Regions from separate parts of the Mus musculus genome. Here region 2 is linked to region 1. The links are chromatin contacts, found by Hi-C or POLR2A ChIA-PET in ENCODE. All regions are on one chromosome and are shown on one strand. Each heading gives the region's core, a stretch centred on a gene start or an enhancer-like site at or near the end of the contact. The rest is flanking DNA. Distances are from core to core; before and after follow the strand shown. Region 1 holds the start of 1700054K19Rik (RIKEN cDNA 1700054K19 gene). Region 2 has its middle 28 kb from the start of Lmcd1.

The links. A loop is a pair of places that touch in the nucleus more often than their neighbours do. ChIA-PET counts read pairs that join two places held with the same protein, here RNA polymerase II (POLR2A).
Region 2: a map of Patski shows a loop between it and region 1 (2.8-fold over the local background). The contact joins the enhancer-like site here to the promoter of 1700054K19Rik in region 1. A Hi-C loop is called at or near these places in 1 of 37 maps with a recorded cell type or tissue (Patski). POLR2A ChIA-PET finds 5 or more read pairs at or near these places in 1 of 5 experiments (Patski).

What each region holds. Positions count from the first base shown.
Region 1 is chr6:112,207,107-112,213,733 of GRCm38, reverse strand. 1700054K19Rik (RIKEN cDNA 1700054K19 gene) reads right to left here and starts at 3,026. Exons shown (of 3, transcript NR_027865.1): 1 at 2,970-3,026; 2 at 2,152-2,216; 3 at 1,215-1,544.
Region 2 is chr6:112,242,570-112,249,196 of GRCm38, reverse strand. No RefSeq gene overlaps it. Among named protein-coding and RNA genes, the nearest start is that of Lmcd1, 28 kb to the left of the region's middle. Within about 2 kb of position 3,361, at least 1 of the 3 ENCODE cell types and tissues checked has a DNase peak (open chromatin) inside an H3K27ac peak, as active enhancers do.

The sequences.
Region 1 (6,627 bases), core at 1,777-4,276:
GCAGCATTTATTTTATTAGCAACATTATGATCTTTTTAAAATACAAGCTATTTCAGAGCTCTTTTCGGGAGGTATAGAGCACAGATTATTGATACTAGTTAGCCTGTTGTTGCTCCTGCCAAGACAGCGCTATCCACCAGCTCTCTTAGATATTCTTCAGCTGATTCTACTTCCCTCCTTCCACCTCCTTGAGCATAGCAATTGGACCAGCCTCAGCCCCAGCCCCAGCCCCAGCCCCAGCCCCAGCCCCAGCCCCAGCCCCAGCCCCAGCCCTAGCCCCAGGCACAGGGCAGGCACTCACTTACCACTTGATTATGCTTGCTAAGTTTGTTCATACTTGGTCCTCTGGATTAGAAATGGTCATGAACTAAGATACTTGGTTCATTTTAGAATAAGGGAAGGAGCAACTGAAGCAGGGATCCTAAATTGGTAGCCTGGGCAAGGGTTGTCACGGTCACGGCTGTGTTGTATTTCTGTTTTGTTTGGCTGACCTAGTACTTCAAGAGGTGACATAGCAAGTCAGGGGGGACAATTGGTTACAAACCAAGTAGCTAAGCTTTGCCATTGTTTTCTCTTTCAGGTTCACTCCCCCTTACCCCCTCATTCTTCGAGTTAGAGACACTTGGCTATTTGGTTATTTGCCCATTCCATCAGAAGGCAATGCACGCTTAAAAAAAGAAACACATTTCCCAATTATAGGAAACACCAAATACTACAGTCATTCCAGGTCTCTAAAGGGAAGTGCTTATTTTAGTTATTTCTTGCTTACTTGGATGGGAGAATTTTAATAGGAAATTGTCCAATTAAACAATCCAAAGCCAGTCTCAAAGTTTACCAGAGTGCCTTGAACTCTGCCGATGCACAGCATTCTGACTTTTGAAAAGAGTCTTAAGTTATGTGTCTGCACATGAGTCTGGGGAGTGGTTGTGTGTTTGTGTGTGCCTGTGTGGACGCAACTGCAATTGCCACTAGAAAAGGGCAGCAGAACACCTGGAACTGGAATTACAGATGGTTGTGAGCTGCCATGTGGGTGCTGGGAACCGGACCCTATTCTTTTGCCAGACCAAGTATTGATAATCACTGAGTGATCTCTCCTTCCCCGATGAGTGAACTCTAATAAATGATAATTATCTAGGTGTAAACCTGTCAGTCATTGGGGTTCCTCTAGCGAGAAGTCACTGCTCTAGTCTGGCAAGGTCATGAGCAAGCTGTCCTTTGTTCTTGGAAAGTTTATTATTATCCTATTCCATAGGTATCAAAATATGTCCTCCTGACCTCTGTAAGAATGATAATTACACCAGGCTGTAAATGTGTGTACCACAAGAGGAAGTACAGTTCACCAGGCCAACTGCTCTCCACTCTTAGTGTGTCTAGCAATCACCTTTGTGGCTTGTTCTCCTTGCCATTTCTGAGTCCAGTGGCTACCACTCTTCAGATGAGGTAATGCCTGCATCTTGCATACCTAGCCTCCATGGAGAGAGTCTGACACAGATAGTCCCAGAATTAGTTTAAGAAATGCAGAAGGCAGGCTTGATCTCAGTTATCTGGAAAGAAGGTTGAGACAGGAAGGTGGTAAGTTCAAGGCCTACCCGGGCAACTTAGTGAGACTTTATCTCAAAAAATCAAGAACCCAACCCAACCAACCAGCCAAAAACAAACAAACAAACAAACAAACAAACAAACAACAAGTGGATAAAGCACCCAAGATTTAAAAAAAGCAGGAATGATTCAGAGAATTGAGTTCTTGAAAGTCTGGGCATAGATATCTTCTGAAAATGACACTGAAGATGTAGGTGCCTGGCCTCTGTCCCCTGATGATCTGATTGAGCCGATTTAGAACTAGGCCCAGGAACCTGCTTTTGTATTAGTCACCTCAGGCTAGGGGTCAGGAGGACATATTTTGATACCTATGGCATTGGATATTAAACTTTCCAAGAACAAAGGACACCTTGCCAGACTAGAGCAGTGACTTCTGGCTAGAGGAACCCCAGTGACTGGCATGTCTATACCTAGACTGTCAATTCTATAGGCAGAGGACGCAGAAGATGTGGCTTAAGGGGGGGGAGTGGTTTATCAGCTGGTAGTTTAACCAGTCATCTGTGCTGGGGAAGTCAGGGTAGCTTTGATTTTCTTCATGAGATGTAGTATTACCTGAAATGAGAGCGCATGGGCAGACAGCATGACTCAGCTTGAAGCTGCAGATTCAATTCCAAGCACTGTGAAAAATAGGTTAAGAGCAGTTAAGAGCAATGAATAGTAAGCAAGATGGTGTTCTATACTTGTGTGCAGAAGGGAAGTACTGCACATGTGGGTTTACTGCAGTAGAAAGTGAAAGTAATGTTCACCGAGCACCTACTGTATATCGGATCATATTAATTTCATTCCTTAGCTGTTAAATGCTCACATTGACCCTGTGATGTATACAAGATGGGTTTATTAAAAGATGATATATATATCATATATATCATATATATATATATACATATATATATGAATTTACACATATGAGTATTTTACCTACATGTATAAACTTGCATCATGTATATGCAGTACTCCATTGAGACCAGAAGAGGGCATCAAATACCCTGGAACTAGAGTTAAAGACTGCTGGGAACTGCCAGTGGGTGCTGGGAGCTGAACCTGGGCTCTCTCAAGGGCATCCAACGCTGGTGAAGGTAAGTAAACTGAACAGAAAGGTACCGACTTCCTGTTTCTTTGTCAGAATGACTTAATGTCTCTTCAGGTACCAGTGCCTACAAGGTTACATACTATGAGAGCACAAGTATAATACAGTCCTCCCCCTACATCTTACGATGGCTCTCTCTCCCATTGGGCAATGCCCTGGTAATATGGGATCCAAGCGTTGCACTTTCCCAGCGTAACACTCCCCCTGGAGCCAGGCCAGTGCAGCTCCCAGATGACAAACTGTTTGCTCTGTGTCTCTGGTATGCGCCTGGTGTAATATTTACCAACTGGTCGGCTCTGTGGACAGAGCAAGCCCTGAGACTGTCTGTGTTTGCTCCACTGTGCTTCCTGGCTGGGACCATTTCCATGGTAACAGCCCTTCCTGTCAGCCGGCTTGAAGGAAGGCACAAAGGACCACACTGTTGGGAATTGCTGCCTGTGGGCCCATGGGCTTCAGTTTTTCTCTTGGCTCTTTAACAAGAGGAGCAAAGCCTTCTCCTGAGCACTTCCTCTTTACTTTCCTGTGCCCTGAAAGTGATCTTTCTGGCTTTGTGTTTTACATCCTGCAGGAAGGCTAGGTTCTGTGATTAACTGGTGGTGAGGAGGGCGGGGGTAGGGGGTAGAGAAGTAGGGATGAGCCACAGAGGGATGTAATGGGATCCCGTGGTTTGGTTTTGTTGGATTTTGTTCACTGTGCAGCAATGCAAGTTTGACCTGCTGGATGTTTTTCTCTTCTGAAGAGCTCACTCACCTTCCTGCCCTGTTTCTGATTTAGAAAGTTCCACTGGCTTGAAATATCCTTCCTTAACCCCAGCTCCCTCTTCCTAAACCCTCCTCTGGGCAGAAAGTCTGGTGTCTCTCTTATCCCAGGCTAAGCCTTCATCCCTTTATGGTCTCACTGGATGCTCCCCCAACCCCTGCCACCAATAGGCCCAGTGTGGCCTGTGGAGACCAAATACCAGCCATCAACTGGTAGCCACTTTCACATAGTAAAAACAAACAGGTGACATTAATTTTAACAGTATATTTTATTGAGCTAAATATATCCCAAATATTATCATCTCTACAGGCAAACAATATAAAAATATTTAACTTTCTCTCTTCCCACTGAGTCTCCAAAATCTGGAAGGCGTTTTACACTTGGCACACATCTTGGTCTAGACTAGCCACATCGCCTAATGGCTCCTGGCACTGGGGCTAGCCTGCCCTTCAATACCTTTCTAACCTCTCCTGATGTCGCAGTTTCCCAGAGCACTAGGATCCCCAAATCCTGTGGGATTTCCATATCCCTGTGCCCAGGTCTCAGCTGTCACCATTCTGGTTGCTCGGCAGTCATTTCTCTAAGTGGCCTTGAATTAATCTTTTAAATGCCATGATGTGACTTTTCATGTCACTTCTCCTGGACTCTCTTCTGCACTCCGCCAGCTATCTCTGGGATGGAGCTCAAGTCTGTATCATAAGGTCTTCTCTGTTACAGGAGCAGGGTCAGAACAAGCATTGGCCTCACATCCTGGCCATTTTGGGGTCTCCCCAAGAGTGTTTGCCTGCACGAGTGAGGATACTAGAGGTAGGATCCTGCTGTCACTTTACACCACTGCTGTTCTTCCTCTCCCTGCACCTCAGTGGGCAAGTGTGGCCCTAGCTAGACATTCCATGTCTTTCCGTGTTTTCTTTGTACCCTCATTTTTGCTTACTTCCTGGATCAGACAAAACACACAGAACATATCATACAGAGCATAGATGACTGACCAAGGCAAGTATTCCACCCAAGTCTAGTGCAGTGAAACGGTGGGTTTATTGTGGTTACTTCAGGAACAAGGGTGCGTTACTTCCATGAATGATGAAGACAGCAGTTAAGGACTCCAAAAAGCTGCATCCTTAAAGGTCCCTTCCCAACTTGGAGGCAGCTCCATGGAAGATAGGAGAGTCTCCTCTGCCCCAGTAATCATTTACAGCCTGTATATTCTTGGGAAGTGGGGGCAGTCTTGTAAATCTCAGAATTTTCCGAATTTCCCAAGTCCTGAGTTTGATGAGTTGCCTTTATTTTAAACCACATTCAGTTTTATTTTGTGTGTCACCTGCTTGTCTTTATTTGGACCATGGGTAGGCAGTGCCTACTGGTGGCCAGAAGAGGACACCAGAATCCCAGAGACTGGAGTTACTGACAGTGTGAGCAGGCGTGTCGGTCCTGGGAACTGAACCCAGGTCCTTTGCAAGAGCAGTCAGTGCTCTGAACCGATAAGCCATCTCTCCAGCCCATGTTCATCATCATCTTGAGCCTTGCAAGCTGCATTAGGTCATCACGTCTCATGGGCCTCCCCCATCACCCTCTAGGCAGAAATGTTTCAATTTAGAAGAGATAACTACACCACAGAGTCATGCTATCCAGTGGGAAATGACATTGAAAGATAAAACCCACTGATGAAAACTACAGGTACAACTCCTCCAATAGAGCGATGCAAGTAAGAGTAATCAATGACGATCCGAAGTTTACCCATGGAATCTGAAATGACTCCTTTAATGAGATGTCTGTGCTCCCAAGTCCATTGGTGCACTGGTCTCACAAAGGCAAGAAATGGGAGCAGCAGAGGTATTCACTTGGCACACAATGGGCAGAGCAAATGTGCCACACCTGCATGATGGATTACTGCCTAACCTTGGAAAGAAGGGAGTTCAGTCATTCGTTGAGAATATTAAAGTAACTGGGCAACATCACGCCAGTGATATGAGTCAGGCACAGTAGACACAGTGTGTTCTCACTTCTGTCTGGAATTTAAAGCAACTCAACTTAGAAGCAGAGGGTAGAGTAGTGGCTGCAGAAGTCGGGGTCCTAAGAAGATGGCAGGGGCCGGGCGGGGGGTGGGGGGGGGGGTAACAGTCAAAAAGACTCTTGGGAATGAAGAGATGGCTCAGTGGTTAAGAGCACTTGCTGCTCTTGCAGAGGACCCGAGTTCATTTCCCAGTACCCACATAGCAGTTCACTACAGTTCTAGGGAATCCCCTGTTAATATCTTTTGCTTCTTGGGGAAGTAGCATTTTTCCTCCACTAGCTGTTAGAATCTGCTCTTGTAAAATTGATGGTTAGGATAATGGGATGTAGGGATGAAAAGAGATGCTTGTATTTGTTATGGTGACTTGTGGGCTTGGTGGCCCAGTGGCTTTCAGTCATATCTCTGGGATATGTGTCATGATGTAGGTGCGAGTAATATGGACTCAATCCAAGGTTGGCCACTTTCTACCTGCATGGCACTGAGCAAGAAACAGTCTTTCACATCTCTGGATTAGCTGTAAAGCTGGGGTAGCAATTGTGCCGTCCTAGGGAGATACTGAAGATACAGGTGCTTGTATACCAGAGTTGCATTTGAACAGCCAACCCCGTGACTGGAACCCATCATCTCCTAAGTGCTTCTTTTTGATATCCTTTTTTAGCATTAAATACAAAATACTTTTGATTTAGTGACATCCAAACAGCCATCTCTGCTTGGGCTAGAGTCACTTGTACGTACCGTAGTTTAAAGACTCTTCCAGAGCTCAGTACAGAAATTCTTTAGCATCAAGGTTAACCTGGCCTGCTCTCTTGGAATACAGCATGGTTTGTGTTTGGTGCCATCTAGTGGTTATATGAGATAGTGGATGACAAAGCCCCAGTTCTGTTTCTGTCTCCTTTCCTCTACCCCGTCCCAGGTACCGTCTTCTGAATTTGAACAGCCACCACACGACTGGAGCCCACCATATCCTAACTGATTCTTATTAATGTCCTCTTTTAGCATTAAATACAAAAGAGCCATAAATGAGGGAAAACATGACCACTCCTTTCCTGAATTTACAGATAGGTAATAATTTTTAGAGATTGGTAAGAATTTTTCAAATTTTAACACAGGCAACTGAATATGTGACCAACTAACATAATGGATGTCATTCTGTGACTAATTTCAGAGCATT
Region 2 (6,627 bases), core at 2,112-4,611, 35 kb before region 1:
GAGTACAGCATTCATTCCTTCATGCATTCATTCATTTTCATTCATTAATTCATGTCTTCTTTCAGAAAATTATGCCTAAAGCAGTAATATCCCTAGCAAAGAACCTCTAGGCACATACTGGTTTGAAGATCTGAAAGCAGATTAGAGAAATGGGATAAGAAAAGAAGAAGGTGGAATAAGATGAGTTCAGAGGTGGGCAGGGGTCATATCACCTTAGTGACTACTGTAAATAAAGAGTTTAGGTTTTGTTAAAGTGAACTGGAATAACCTTGCAGTAGATGGAGAAATGCCCCTTCCCCAAATCCCACATCCTATCCATGGAACCATAAATATTAGAAGACAAGACAAAGTCAGGGTTTGGAATCAGGATGCTTAAGTAAGTGGGCCCTAAATAGACTCATGTGTACACATGGTCATCAGAAGGAGAGAGAGAAAGATGTGACAGAGAACAGAAGGAAAGGCCATGCAACTATGGAGATAGTGATGTAGCCACAAGCAAGCCAATAAATAATGGTAGCTTCTAGAAGCCGGACCTGGTCCTCAACAGACTCTATATCATCCAGAAGGACATTTTAGCCTGGTGGGACTTGGATTTTTTTCCAGCTTCTAGACCTGGGAGATAATACATTTTTACTGTTTTGATCCACCTGTGTTTACAGTCATTTGTTATAGCAGCCTAGAAAAGCTGGGGACCAGGCTGGTCTTGGCTTTTGGCTGGATTTCAAGCATCTTTGATTTCTGTTCTTCAGTGACCTCCTAGTTGCTTCAGGGACTGGAGAGCAGAGGGCAGGCATAGCAGCACAGATCAGCTGGGGAACCTTGCAAGTGCACAGATGAGGTGTGACAGGTGGTGAAGAGGGAAGGAGGCAGCCTTCAGGATTTTCTTCTGGCTGAGAAACTGTCATCAAGAGAAGCAGACTCGGGAATGGAGAAACGGCTCAGCTTGTAAAGCGTGTGTTGACAAGTGAACATGAAGACTTGAGCTCAGATCTCCAGAACCCACATAAGAAAGTGAAGTATGGTGGTGGTTACCTGAGATCTCAGAGTTGAGGAGGAGCAAGTAGGAGAATCTGTACACTTACCAGCCATAAGTCTAGCCAAATCAGCCAACTTCATGTTTAATGAGAGTCCCTGCCTCAAAAACTAGGGTGGGGAACAATTGAGAAAGACACTTGATGTGGATCCTTGGCCTCCACAGGCATATGTGTTCATGCATACACATACACATATACACATATCTACTGTGCATACATGTATTTAAATGAACACACACACACACACACACAACCAGACTCTGGAGTCACTAGTGATTTAGTGTGATGTCTAGTTTTACATCAACTTGACACAGATTATAGTGATTTGGGAAGAGGGAACCTCAACTGAGAAAGTGCCCTCACTGGATTTGCCTGTGGCCAAGCCTGCGAGACTTTTGCTTGCTTTATGATGGATGTGAGTGGGTCCAGCTCATTGTAGGCAGTGCCACTTATGGGCAGGTATTTTGGGGTGCTACAATAAAGCAGGTTGTGTAAGCCAAGAGGAGCATGTCAGTAGGCAGTGCTCCTCCATGGGCTCTGCACCAGCTTCTGACTCCAGATTCCTGTCCAGGATGAGTCACTGTGTCACCTCCTTTAGTGATGGACTGTCACCTCTAAACATACAATGAACAAAACCTTTCTTCCCAAAGTTGCTTTTGATCCTGGTGTTTTATCACAGCTAGAAACCCTAAGCCATTTACTTTCAGGCTAAGTATACTTTTTCATCCATAAATAAACAGAACAACAACAACAACAACAAAAAAAAAACCAAACTAACTTGAGTTTTTTCTTTTAAATGATGTGTCTACATGGGCTTCTGTATGTGGGGGTGTGTACATGAGTGCAGGCGTTTCTTGAGGCTAGAACTGTTAGATCCCCTAGAGCTGGAGTTAGCATCCAACATGGATACTGGGAACAGAAATCCTCTGCAAGAGCAGAATATAGTTGTAATCACTAAGCTATCTCTCCAGCCCACATGACCCATCTTTTTTTTTTTTTTTTTTTTTTTTTTAAGGAATCACAAAGGTAACCCATCAGCATGAATTCGTGGGCAATGGAACTCTGGAGTTGCCCAAGATACCTTTATTCTTCTCCCCAAGAGGCCATCCATTATGCTTATAGACAGCCTCAAAGCCTTTGCAGAGACAAGACATGTTACAAATTGTCTGATGATGCTTTCCACAGCATCTCAAAGGGAATTACTGTGACACTGCTGCCTGTGGGAGGCATGCACAGGACATTGCCTATATGCAGCATGGCTGATCTTAGGATGTCTCTAAGGTTTCTAGTGCTGAGGACCAAACTCCCCTGTGTATCTGAGCCACCTGGGGTGGGGGTGTCTCAGAAAGCATACAGATTGGAGAAGTACAGTTTCACAACATCTGACTCATCTTATCAGGGCATGGTCAAGGACAGGATGTCTCAAACTCCTTACATGGCGAGTTTGGGAACACACATTTGGATTCAGTGGGACTGAGTAGAGCCCAGAGCCTGTACTTTCTTTCTTTCTTTTCTTCTACCTTCCTTTCTTTCCTTTTTAAAAATGAATCTCTTTGTGTGTGTTGTGGTGTGTGTGTGGGGGGGGATGTTTTGGGGGGTGTGGTATGTGTTTGTGTCTGAATGTGTGTGTGCTCACATGTGTGATGGTGTATGCATGTAGGGTCAGAGGACAACCTCGGGTGCTAAACCTCACCTTGCACATATTTGAAACAGTCTTTTTTTTTCTCCACTGTGTGCATTGGAGTAGCTGGCTTGAAAGCTTCTGTGGCTTCTCCTATCTTCTCTTCATATAATAAATATGATATGATATGATATGATATGATATGATATGATATGATATGATATGATATGATATGATATAATATGATCCTGGCCATTGGGGTGCTGGGATTTTAGGTGCATGAAACAATGCCTGTCTTTCTATGGGTTCTGAGAATCAGAATTGGGTCATCAGCTTATATGGTCAGTTCTTTAAACCACTGAGCCATCTCCTCAGCCCTGGTAGTTTCATTTCCCAATGAATAGCAGGAGATGCTCACAGGGTTGGAACCCAGATCCCATGTAGACTAGCAAGGTTCCCAGGGACCATGCTCAGAGTTTTAAGGCTCTTTGTGCCAAGGATGAGCCTGACTTCAGCTCATCTTTTACCACATGTGTCAGAAAACACAGTCAGCCCTGGATACATTCCCAAGGCCCCATACGATGGTCCAGCTGTGGTCCTGATTGAGCAGAGTCTCTTGCATCGGAAAGCAGTGACACTTGGCATTCTCTGCTGCTGAGATCATCAAGGGCTCCCAGCCAAATTCAACAGAGGCCAGCTTTCCAGACTGGGTTATGAGGAGGCCAAGGTTTGCCAGGCAGGCCCCTTCCGACAATGCCAATTGTGGGCTAGACAACTTCCTCAGCCCAGCAGTGTGTGTCTTGCTTAAGACACCAGGAGGCCTGGCATGCCTCTTTTGGCATGTTATTTCCAACACACAGTCCTAGCCGCTCCCTACCTCCTTCTGAACCTTGCTCTGGTCCCTGGAGCCCTTTAGAGAGGGTTGAGCTACTTCTCCCATCTCAAAACTCCACTTTGCTCCAGCTCCAGCCTTGCCATCCTTGTTTTCCCAGATGAAACCTCTAAGAGGAGGCGCTTCATCTAACCATTCGTTGTCTCTTCTCTCCAGGCCCAAGACCTGACTGTTTAATTAAGAAATCACCCCCTGATTAGGGGAAGGAATGCTATGATGCCAGGGGACGGGAAGGCCTGGAGAGACAGCATGACCTAGCTAAGGCTTTGTCACAAAGGCGTATTCTGGTTTCCACTTTAGCTACGTGCCCTTGGACTATTTCTGGGCCCCAGTTTTCTCAAGTTGAAAGTGAAGCCTTTGCCTTAGGACTGTTGAAAGGATTCAATGAGGCCCTTTTTTTATTTGAAAGTCGTAACTTTGCTCCAGATATGTTATCGGTGTTCAGATTTGTAAGGTCTTACACAAGGTCCCAAGTTTAATCTCTAGGCCCCAGCAAAATACACACACACACACACACACACACACACACACACACACACGGGGTGGAGGTGGGGAGGGTAAGAGAGCAACAAAACCCAAGCCTAGACCCACAGGCTTTGGGAAGATGGGTCAGCTGATGAAGTGCTGGCCCCACCGGAGGAACTTGGTTTGAATCCCCAGAATCCCCATAAGAAGCCAGACCCAACGGTTTAAGACTGTAACCCCACCTGCAGGGGTGAGGAAGGTGATTAGGTGAATCCTCAATGCTCATCGATTAGCCAGCCTAGCTATCGATGCTCATTGGTTAGCCAGCCTAGCTATCGATGCTCATTGGTTAGCCAGCCTAGCTAGTCGCTGAGATACAAGCTCAGTGAGAGAACTTGTCTCCAAAAAATGTTGAGAGCGACTGAGGAAGGCACCTGACATTAACCTCTGGCCTCTGAGTGTACTCACATGTACACATGCGTGCGCATGTGTGCGCACGCGCACTAAAAGAATTTTAAAATATATACACAGAAGCTTCACAATAGATCAGCAGCTCCTGACTGTCACACTCTTTCTCCTTCCATTTCCCATTAGCTGTCTCAGTATCTTGGGGCCCCTGGAGAGGTCCAGCTCCTGGTGTTTCTTTGTCAGTGCAATATCATGGGACGAGGGAGTATGTCTGAACGTGAGTGTGAAAAGGACCAGTAGTTTGGGACTCTTCATTTTACTGCATGTGAAGAGCACTGTAAAAGGCAGAGAATGGAGCCATTCAGGATTCCGGCCATTAGGACAGACTGGAAACAAACAGGAATCTTCGGGTCCAAACATTTCCTCCACACAGCTTGTTTACCTTGGATACCAAGGTCAATACAATTAGGTTTCAATGTCAATAGCACCAAAAGTTCAAAAGCCCAGGACAGGGCAAGCGTTTTATAAAGCTGGCTTTCAGAGCCATGATTACCATCTTCCTTTCTATGTTGGGGTGATGGCCTTGCTTTGGGGGAGTGAAGACACTGAATTCCAGACATGATTGTTAGAACATGCTGTGGGGGTTAACATTGGCTCAGTACAGATATGATTTACAGATACGTCTTTCCTAAGGTCCTGCATAACCCATCTACGGGTTATGCCAAGCCACATCAAAAAAACAAATAAAAGAGCAGGCTCTGGCTGAAGTTGTTCACTTACTTCATAAATATTTTTATGAGTACCTTGTATGTGCTAAGATGTACAGGCAGTAAATGGAACGCAGAATCTCCCTCTTCCCTGAGTCTCCCTTCTAAGAGTGTATCTTTATGTCTTATAAAAAGTACCTGCTTTCCTGAGCCTGAATTCAGTGATACACAGGAGGTCTTAGGAGTGAGGGCTAAGGGAGAGGAACCCTGAAGATAATCTATCTTCAATCGATTATTATCTTTCTTCAAGGCTATCACAGAATCTCTATCTGCATCCACACTTGGGCTCTGCAGACTTTCCTATTCTGTCTTGGAGACCATCTTCCCTGCTTCTCCAACTTCTGAGGGCTGAAGGGTCTGACGTCCTCTTCCTTCCTCCCTCCCTCTCCTTCTTCCTTCCTTCCTTCCTTCCTTCCTTCCTTCCTTCCTTCCTTCCTTCCTCCCTCCCTCCCTCCCTCCCTCCCTCCCTCCCTCTCCTTCCTTCCTTCCTTCCTCCCTCCCTCCCTCCCTCCCTCCCTCCCTCCCTCCCTCTCCTTCCTTCCTTCCTTCCTTCCTTCCTTCCTTCCTTCCTTCCTTCCTTCCCCCTCTCTTTCTTTCTTTCTTTCTTTCTTTCTTTCTTTCTTTCTTTCTTTCTTTCTTTCTTTCTTTTCTTCTTCTTAGATATTTTATTTATTTACATTTAAAATGTTATCCCCTTTCCTGCTCCTGTCTCATCCTTCCCATTGCTCACCAACCTACCCACTCCCGCTTCTCTGTCTTGGTATTCCCCTACACTGGGACATAGAACTTTCACAGGACCAAGGGCCTCTCCTCCCATGGATATCCAACAAGGCCATCCTCTGCTACATATGCAGTTGGAGCCATGGATCTCTCCATGTGTACTTGTTGGTTGGTGGTTTAGTCCCTGGGAGCTCTGGGGGTACTAGTTGGTTCATATTGTTGTTCCTCCTATGGGGCTGCAAACCCCTTCGGCTCCTAGTCCTTTCTTTAGCTCCTCCATTGGGGAACCTGTGCTCAGTCCAATGGTTGGCTGAGAGCATCCACCTCTGGCTTCCTCTTTCTTTGTAAAGAGTGGGACTTGCTAGTGCTTTCAAAGCCCATCACACTCCAGAACTGAGCCCATAGAATGAATCAATTTCTTTTCTTAACGCGGCTCTTTGTCTTTAAGCTCTGAGGGTGACATGTGCCACAACTGTGTCATCCAGCCTGTTCTCAAGTCTCTCTCTCTCTCTCTCTCTCTCTCTCTCTCTCTCTCTCTCTTCTCTCTTTTTTCTTCTTGAAAGTACAGAGGAGTGGCCACTTAGCCGCCCCCCACTTCTCCAGGCTTTGGGGATTCTGCTGGACTTGGCTCTTTCCTTTTCCCGCAAAGGAAGGGACTTGACTTGAGGAACAGTTCTTCTCTTTACCACTCTGTAAAGATGCTGGCCTTGTTAGGGTGCC